Linked DNA regions of Mus musculus: regions 2 and 3 are each linked to region 1. The links are chromatin contacts, found by POLR2A ChIA-PET in ENCODE. All regions are on one chromosome and are shown on one strand. The core of a region is the stretch at or near the end of the contact, and the rest is flanking DNA. Distances in the headings are between cores, read along the strand shown.

What was found. ChIA-PET counts read pairs that join two places held with the same protein, here RNA polymerase II (POLR2A).
Region 2: POLR2A ChIA-PET joins it to region 1 with 15 read pairs in Patski. The contact joins the promoter of Rusc1 here to the promoter of Pklr in region 1. POLR2A ChIA-PET finds 5 or more read pairs at or near these places in 3 of 5 experiments (Patski and embryonic stem cell).
Region 3: POLR2A ChIA-PET joins it to region 1 with 12 read pairs in Patski. The contact joins the promoter of Scamp3 here to the promoter of Pklr in region 1. POLR2A ChIA-PET finds 5 or more read pairs at or near these places in 3 of 5 experiments (Patski and embryonic stem cell).

The regions. Positions count from the first base shown.
Region 1 is chr3:89,134,705-89,137,869 of GRCm38, forward strand. It overlaps Pklr (pyruvate kinase liver and red blood cell), which reads left to right and starts at 1,438. Exons shown (of 11, transcript NM_013631.2): 1 at 1,438-1,578; 2 at 2,520-2,702. The coding sequence starts at 1,479.
Region 2 is chr3:89,092,007-89,094,739 of GRCm38, forward strand. It overlaps Rusc1 (RUN and SH3 domain containing 1), which reads right to left and starts at 1,357. Exons shown (of 11, transcript NM_028188.2): 1 at 1,261-1,357; 2 at 1-555. The coding sequence starts at 467. It overlaps Fdps (farnesyl diphosphate synthetase), which reads right to left. Exons shown (of 10, transcript NM_134469.4): 8 at 2,446-2,523; 9 at 2,225-2,359; 10 at 1,582-1,837. The coding sequence ends at 1,637.
Region 3 is chr3:89,175,925-89,179,055 of GRCm38, forward strand. It overlaps Scamp3 (secretory carrier membrane protein 3), which reads left to right and starts at 1,467. Exons shown (of 9, transcript NM_011886.3): 1 at 1,467-1,733; 2 at 2,066-2,143. The coding sequence starts at 1,668. It overlaps Gm45927 (predicted gene, 45927), which reads left to right. Exons shown (of 19, transcript NM_001310017.1): 12 at 2,066-2,143. Clk2 (CDC-like kinase 2) reads left to right here. Exons shown (of 13, transcript NM_007712.4): 13 at 470-1,163. The coding sequence ends at 655.

The DNA.
Region 1 (3,165 bases), core at 188-2,687:
ATGGGACATATGCAACCTACAGGAAACTCTTTCCTCTGCTGCCCCTGCTGCCCCTGCTGCCCCTGCAGCCCCTGCTGGTGCCTTCTCATCCTTAATAGCTTAAGCATAATCACATTAAAGAAAGCCTCATCTTATTTAAGAGGTGCCTAAGATACACCACTGTCCCACCCGGCCACCCTGCCCAGTCCTATGATCCATGCCTGACACCCCTTACCCAGTTTAAAGTATTTATTTATTTGCTAGTAGTCTGTCATTTCCCCACACACACTATATTAAAACCCATGGAGGGCGAAGGTTCCATCTTTCTATCTGCTTGACTCCCACTGTATCCTCCAGGGTTGTCACTGGCCATTGTCATTGTCATAGTGTCATGGAAGCCTTCCTAGAGAATCCCACTGTTCTAGCAACTTTGCTGAACTTGTAAAGTCACCCAAGAATGGGGTCAAGAGAATCCCCAGTCTAGGGTCATCTGGGATATGGAAAAAAAGTAAGTGCCAGGTGGCCCGTCTGTTGGTTGGGGTAGTTATAGGGAATTTTGACAGCAGGACTGCAGCTTATGCTCATGGTGGTCAGCAAGGCAAGGTCACTCTCCCTGGTGCCTTGGTAAAAAGTGAGTTGGGTGCGATGTCCCCACGATGGCTGAAGAACTCCCCTGTGCTCAGGCTTCCTGTGTTTACTAATATGGTTCGTCAACATCAATCTAAACAAGTTTATCAATTAGTGCCTAGAACTGTTTATAGTTTCATCTTTGGATTCACAGAGGAACAGATGCGAGAAACTGAGATACCCTCTAACGTCTATCAAAGGGTTCCCCTCTGCCAGGTGGTGGTGGCGCACGCCTTTAATCCCAGCACTTGGGAGGCAGAGGCAAGCAGATTTCTGCGTTCGAGGCCAGCCTGGTCTACACAGAGAAACCCTGTCTAGAAGAGAAAAGGAAAGGAAAGGAAAGGGAAGGGAAGGGAAGGGAAGGGAAGGGAAGGGAAGGGAAGGGAAGGGAAGGGAAGGGAAGGGAAGGGAAGAGAAGAGAAGAGAAGAGAAGAGAAGAGAAGAGAAGAGAAGAGAAGAGAAGAGAAGAGAAGAGAAGAGAAGAGAAGAGAAAAAAAAGTTCCTCCCTCTTTTCCACAATCTAGTCCCCACATTCAAGCTCTTGCTCTGAGAATATACCTAAGATTCTTGTCAATAAAATACAAAGAGAAAAGGATTGTATCACTGGCGATGAACTAGTCTCTATTGAAGCTGATGGACTGACAGTATGAATGGACTAAAAATTGACCAGGAAAAACGGATGACCTAGGGGAAGGGAAGATGTGGGGACTGACAACCGACAGCCCTCCAGAAGGGACTCTGTGTGGGGATGGGGCTGCCTACTGGGTGTGCCTCTTTTCTATTCTCTGGCTCCTGCAGATAAGACCAGCAGTTAGGGTACACTCTCCTCCCAGTCTGTGGTTCTTGCAGCCCCAGTCCCACACTTTGGAAGCATGTCTGTCCAAGAGAACGAGCTACCCCAGCAGCTCTGGCCCTGGATCTTTAAGTCCCAAAAAGACTTAGCAAAGTCTGCTTTAAGTGGGGCTCCAGGAGGTAAGAAGAGGAAGGGAAGCCACTGAACAGAGAGGAGAATTAGGGTAGAATCAGTGTTGGGGGTGGAGGCCTTGGGGGAAGGATGCCCACTACAGCCTCTGTTAAATTTGATTTGAGCCTTTGATCCAGGCTCTGCAGACAGGCCAAAGGGGATCCGGCAGCATGGACGCCACGGGGCACTCCCGTGGTTCCTGGACTCTGGCCCCCAGTGTACAAGGCTTCCATTGGCAAGAGAGATGCTAGCTGGTTATACTTTAACCAGGACTGATCTCGTCTGTGCCAGGCCCCATCCCACTGACAAAGGCAGAGTATAAAGCAGACCCACAGACACAGCAGGTACGCAGCAGTATGGAAGGTGCTCTACTGAGCCGGGCTGGGTCAAGCTACGGGGGTTTCCCCCACAAGGGGGCAGGCAGGGGATAGAGCCGCACTGTATAGATGGAGGGAACTTGGAGGGGAGGGAAGTGGGGAAGCCAGAGAGTTGCCTGGAGCTAGAAGGAAGTAAACAAGGAAAAGTAACAGAGAGATTCCAGGCCTAGAGAATGAGATGCCTTGAGACTTGAGGGAGGCTTCTGGGGGTGCTGAGGCTGAGTGGTCTGCTGGGGGGCGGGGTGGGGGAGGGTCTCGGTAACTGGGTCCGTAAGGACTCAGCTTTGAGCTAGACCTAGATTTGAATCATCTTCCTTGGAAGATGCCCTTTTCTTAGACAGTGCATTTTCTCTCTCCGTCTTTTTCCTTCCTTGTAAAGTTGGGAAAGAGCACATCTAACAGCCTGCTCCATAGAACCCTGGAGACTAAACAAAGTAATGTGTGACACTCAGATTGAAGGAAGGCCTCCTCACACAGACCGGAGGGCTGAATAGACACAGGGTGCACTGGCAGGAAGCACATGGGGGATAGGCGATTGTCTGTGCAGGATCCTGAGTCCCCATCTACCGCAGGGCCAGCAGGATACCTGAGACGTGCCAGTGTGGCCCAGCTGACCCAGGAGCTGGGCACTGCCTTCTTCCAGCAGCAGCAACTGCCCGCAGCTATGGCGGACACCTTCCTGGAACACCTCTGCCTTCTGGATATCGACTCAGAGCCTGTGGCCGCTAGGAGCACCAGCATCATTGCCACCATCGGTAAGACCACCCAACCCTGGGCCGCCACACTGGGCCGCCTGCATGACTCTGGTGTCTCCTTACTGTGCTATCTTTGCCATGGTCATTCATTCAACAAATATTTGTGAGATTTGCAGGTGTTGTTGTTGTTGCGGGTGTTGTTGTATTTGCTTCTTTTTCTTTTTCTTTTTTTTTTCTGAGACAGAATCTTCTTATGTTGTAGCTCTGGCTGTTGGGCAGGCAGGTCTCAAACTCAGAAATCCACCTACCTTTGCCTCCTGAGAGCTGGGCCGGGTTAAAGGTATGTGCCACCTTGCTCCACTTGAGGCTGGGTCTTTAAGACAGGGTCTCGGGTAGCCTTGGATAGTTTCAAGCTTATTATGTAGCCCATATTATATTGTCTTAGCCTAATGAGATCATAAGTATGTAATACCACACCCAGCTTAACAAATGCTCGTTGAGCCAGGTAGCAGTGGCGCACGCC
Region 2 (2,733 bases), core at 107-2,606, 43 kb before region 1:
CTGTCTGGAGAGCAGGTGCTAGGGCCCGCTGGAGCCAGAGGAGAGCCCAGCTCCAAGGTGCTAGGCTGAGGGTTTGCATCCTCATTACCAGGCAGGTCTCGCGAGTAGACTGACACTGGAGACTCATCAGGGCTAAGGTCTGAGCAGGAGCTGAGAGAGGAAGAGCATCCTGGATCTGAAGGGGAAACAGCCTCTTCCTCCTGGGAAGGGTCCTGCTGATTTTCTATGCTGGACCCGTGCTCCTGGCAGCATCTACAGGGCACAGCTGGACTGTTGGAGTTGGCATCCACAAGGGTCCCGCTGCAGGGCCCCCTGCTTTCCTTGCCCCCGGTGTCTCCCGGGGGCGGGGGTGTGCTCAGAGGCCCCTCTCGTAGTTCAGGACGGCGGGACAAGTGCAGGCCTAGGGAGACATGCTGGAGATGGATGTGATTGAGGTTGCAGAGTAAAGCCCGCTGAGGGGACAGCATGGTGCCGAGGGAGGACGACGTATGGCTTTCAGAGAACCAAGAGGATCCAGCGTCTCACATCCACCTACCTGACAGTGTAGATGCAGACCTAGAAAACAGGGGTGGTTGAAACCTAGATCACGGGTAAGGGCACTGGAGGTGACTGAGGACTAGAACAGGCCTGGGAAGGATCTGGCTGCTTTGGGAGATATTTAAATGAGATTCAAATCACCACGGACAGGCCATTAGTTCCCACTGCAGTATTTGCAGGTGGAGCTGAACATAACCTCCAGGGAACGGAGAAAGGAGGGTCATCAGAGAATGCAGTTGTACTCTGATCTTTGTGGGGCTGCGAAGCTTGAAAAAAGAGTGGGGCCCAGAATATGGGGGTGCGATGCTTGAAAAAGAATAGGGCCCAGAATACACCGATTCTTCCTAATCAAGCTCTGTCCTCCAGCCTAACCCTGGGAGGAAGGGGACCCCGCCCGGATGCTCTAGTGAGGTGGATGGTGGGGAACAAGACGAAGGGTTTGGTTTGTTAACGCAGGAGAGGGGTCTGGGCTGGAGCAAGGGGAAGCATTCTGCTGTCAGCTCTGCATCTGTCCCAGTCCCTGTTCAGCTCTAGCCTTCCTCCTGTGTCCTCACCCACCGCAACGCCAAGATTTGTCCATTCACTCTGTGTCGTCTCCCATCACCCAGCCATCGCCCGTTTCTTTATTCTTTTAACTGCTCCTCTCCTGTGCTATCAATCCATCCATCCATCCATGCATCTATCCATCCATCCATCCGCACCCTCAGACCGAGCCCTCCTCACCGCAGTCCTCCTGGAATCGCTCCGGCCTTGGGCTCGTCTGCGTCCCCGCCCAGCAGGGAACAGAGCGGAGGGGAGGGGCACCGGCAAAACCCACTGTGGCTGCGCAGCCGCACCCCTTCACGCATGGGCGTGGCATAGCTCAGGACCGCCCCTCAACCCCCACGCAACACTTGACGTTGTGCCTATGTCACCCATCTACAAAGCAGACGCTTTGGGTCTCAAGGAATGCTTTTGCCAACCTGGATTCCAAGCTGCCCTCTCCCACCCCTGCATTCTGGATAAAGCTGAACTCCTGACTGCCACAAGAATAAAACCACAGGATGTTGAACAATAATTTATTGAGACCCCCTCCCTCCCAGCCTCTCCAATTCCGGGGTCACTTTCTCCGTTTGTAGATCTTGTTTGCAAGTTCCATGAAGATGGATGGGGGCAGGGGCGCAGAGCACTGCTCTATGAGACTCTTGAGGCGGTTGTAACTGTCTTCCTCATACTTGAAGAAAGCAGACTGCAGATCCAGCGCCTCATACAGTGCTTTCACCCGAGCCACTTTTTCTGGGTCCTTCTGCCCATAATTCTCCTGGAAGCACGAAAACAGCTTTACTTGGCTGGGTCCAAAGGCCCTCACAACTCATTCATTCACTCCAGACACTGGCAAAACTCTCCTCTCTGGGGATCCAAGATACCAAGCATTGCCTCCCGAGCCCAAAGTTCAGGTATTGGCTCTGGATTCTACTTCCTCTAGGGTTTCCCAGCCTTGACACGGCTGAGTTATTGGGCAGCATGCGTTGTCTGGCACTATCCAAAACCTTCCCGGTTCTGCCTGCTAGCCACCTTCAGCACAAACATCAAACTGCACTTAGTTGCCCAATGTCTCCTGGACAGCAAAATCACCCTGCTTTCCTAACCACCCCTCCTCCATCCCCTTAGCAAAGGGACATGCCACTCCCAGGCCCCACTCGAGCACCTCTAAGATCTGGCGCTGTTGAGGAGAGGCTCGTAGCAGACACTGAACCACCAGCCAGCTGCATTTGTTGTCCTGGATGTCAGTGCCGACCTTTCCCGTCACACTGGGGTCTCCAAAGAGATCAAGGTAGTCGTCCTAGGCAGCAGGCATAAAGGAGAGATGAGGAGGTCCCCAGGCCGGGAAAGAGAAAATATGCACTCTGGGCTGCAGGACCTGCCTACCTGGACCTGGAAGAACTCGCCCATCTCCATCAGGATCTTCAGGGCATTGGCGTGTTCCTTCTCCCCATCAATGCCTGCCTGTAGGAGACAGGGTAGGCAGCATGACCACACATCTTCCCCTGGGAGCTGCAGCCATTACGGTTCCACTTTCAACTTCAACTTCTTACAAAATGAAACGAAGACCTGACCCATAAACCACCTCCACACCTAGTCTCCTGCCTCAGCCTCAATTTCGCTCTGCCGCCCCCCCTCCGCCCCCCGCCAGATGTACCATCCACAGGCCTCAAC
Region 3 (3,131 bases), core at 217-2,716, 41 kb after region 1:
CCAGAGGAAAGCAGACAGAAAAGAATAAACTACCTTTGAAAAGCTTACACTTTACACTTTAATGTGGAGCTAAGGAAGAGTCATGAGGTTGACAAGTATATACAAGTAAAACAGAATATTAAGGATTAATTGTGCTAGTGGGAAGGTAGGTTGAGCTGTAATATCAGAAATATTATGACCACATAATGTTGTGATAAGGTAGCTTTCAAATTCCATGCAAGCCGAACTTTGGTTCTTTTTCTAAAGAGCAAAAGTGGGGCTTTAGAGGAAGCAGGGAGTCGTAGGTGACACAGGCCTGCAATCCCAGCACTCGAGAGGCTCTTGTGAGGCCGAGGCAGGTGTTCCAAGTCAGCTGCAGTGCGTAGCTCCAGAACAGCCTCGACTGCACAGTGAGACCCTGTCTTGAAAAGGAAAGAAAGAGAATGAAGTTTGTAAGGCATTGCCTTACCTTCTTCCTGCCCTCCACCAGCGGTATCTGACCTCAGAGGCAGAGGACCACCACCAGCTCTTCGATCTGATTGAAAATATGCTAGAGTATGAGCCTGCTAAGCGGCTGACCTTAGGTGAAGCCCTTCAGCATCCTTTCTTCGCCTGCCTTCGGACTGAGCCACCCAACACCAAGTTGTGGGACTCCAGTCGGGATATCAGTCGGTGACAATTAGGCTTTGGGCCCCCTGCTCCTTGTGTAGCAGTGGGTGTCCAATCCAGGACACTGGTGCTTTTTTATACAAAAGAACAGAGGCAGAACTTGCCCTCTCTCCAGCCCCTGGCTCCTTTGTACCTGTGAATATGTGGAATAGTGTAAATATGACAGAACTTGTACCTATCGATTCAACCCCTGACATGTATATACTACTATTTACACTCTCCCAACCTCATCTGCCCCTCATGTGGAGGTGGATGGGGGGCAGAATGACGTAACCAGGTGGTGTCTACCCCATGTTTTATAAGGGATTTTGTACAGTCTTTGTGAAATAAAATGACATGCTTCATCTGACCCCCCCCAATCCCTGGAATTTGAGGTTCGAGGGTACTGGGGTGAAGGAGTGAAATAATTGGTAGCCATCTGAATTTGGGTATAAAGGCCTCTTTGTCCTGCCAACTTAGAGTCACTTATATGCACTTTGTATTCTGAGGTAGTAAAAATTAAAGTAGATGCAATCAGGTAGAACTTGTGTGATCTAGAGTAGTGAATGTCAGGAAATAGCTTTGGCCCTGTAAATAAATGGATAGTGACAGTAGCCTTGAAGTTATGCCCTTCAATAGATCCAGAAACCCGTGAAGAAAACTGAGCTTCCCGCCACTAACCTGTGCGCAAAGATACCTTCTGAGCTGCTTAACATGAAGCTACCTGGGATATGTAGTTCATGCCTGCTAGGAAGTCACGTGGAGGAAGTGTGACTCTGGGCTGCGGAGACTGGCTTAGGGATATCACGTGCGGTACTTCCCGCTTTTGGGTTTTTTTTTCCTCCCCCCCCCCCAACTGAGGCGCAGGCGCAGTCCACTGCTGCTGCGGGAATCTTCGCGACTCTTCCGGTTGTTTCAACCAATTGGAGCACAGGGAAGCGAGTGGACCAAGCACACCGGAGGGAGTTCTTTGGGCCGCCACCGCCGTACTGCCGGGGCAGGGGCGTGTAGGGCAGGGGCGGCCGGGTTCACTTGCAAACATGGCTCAGAGCAGAGACACCGGGAATCCATTCCCCGACTCCGGCGAGCTTGACAATCCCTTTCAGGTGATTTGCGCCGGCCTTCTTTGGCCAGTCTGCATACTGTTCTGTGGGGTCGGAATGCTATTCCCATTTGTGACTTTTGACCCAGGGTAGAAGTGTCGCTATGTGAAGGTGGCGGTAGCTCGAGACCAGTGAACATGGGGAGCTAAAGGGTTGCGGGCTCTGCCCCTTTAATGAGCGGGTTCTAGCTATGTAGAGTGATAGACTTGAAGGCAAATGTTGGGAACAACGGCGTGGCACCAAAGGCTCAGTACTTGGAACCACGAGCAGTTTCGGGAAGTTCCTAGGAATTCCTTTGACACCGATTGCCCGCTGAGCCCCGTCTCTGCTCTCAGGACCCAGCTGTGATCCAGCACCGACCCAGCCAGCAGTATGCCACGCTGGACGTCTACAACCCCTTTGAGAACCGAGAGGTGAGCAATTAGAGGGAGCACAGAAGAGCAGGGAAAGCCGAGTGTACCATGAGCTCTGTCTGAGCATCCTGGGGACTTTGTTAATGCAACCAAATGATGAAGTGGTGTGCTTTTAGCTTCCCGAGAGACGTTAGCCAAGCCAAACCTAATCTCGGACAAAAGGGTCATCTAGTTTTGAGTTAAAGAAGTCGGTCCAGGGAAGACTTGTTTGAAGAGCATCAAGGTTGGGGCTAGTCATAGTTGAGAAACCCGTGCGATCAGAGGGCATATGAGGAGGGCAGTAAAAGAAAGTAAGGGTGTGGGGGAGCTGTGGGGATGTAGCTCAGTTGGTCGAGTGTTGCCTACCAAGTGCACTACCCTAGCCCTCAGCACTACATGAACCCAGTATGGTGGCCCGAGTATATAATCCTAGCATTTGAGAGGTAGAGGCAGGTGTATAAGAAGTCACCCTTAGCTAGTAACAAGTTGGAGACCATGATGGCATGTGAGACCCTGCCTCAAAAAACAAAGAGTCAGATGGATTAATGGGTAAAGGCTCAGTTTGCAGCCTAGACTAAAACCTGACTTCAGCCAGTCCCCCAAGAAGGTGATGAAGGCGAGAACAAACTCCTATAAGTTGTCATGTGACCTCCATGTGCATACCATGAGAGAGTGTACACACACACATGAACTCACACACAATAGGTAAATGTAATTTTAAAAATTAGAAAAGTTAGATGTGGATAATTGCTGATGGCATTGGATGTAAGAGGCTGCACAGGACTGCTGCAGCTCTGATGGAGTTGCCCAACTTACATAAGTAGCTTAGGAACGTGGCACAGAGCTGTCAATCCCAGTGCTTAGCCTGAGGCAGGAGGATTGTAAGATTGAGATCAACCCACGTGCCTGTCTTCTCAAAAACAAAACCAAAAAACCCAACGAGGTTCCCAACTTGTAGGGATATGCTGCTGACTTGGGTAATGCTTGCACACAGACTAGATGACTGAGT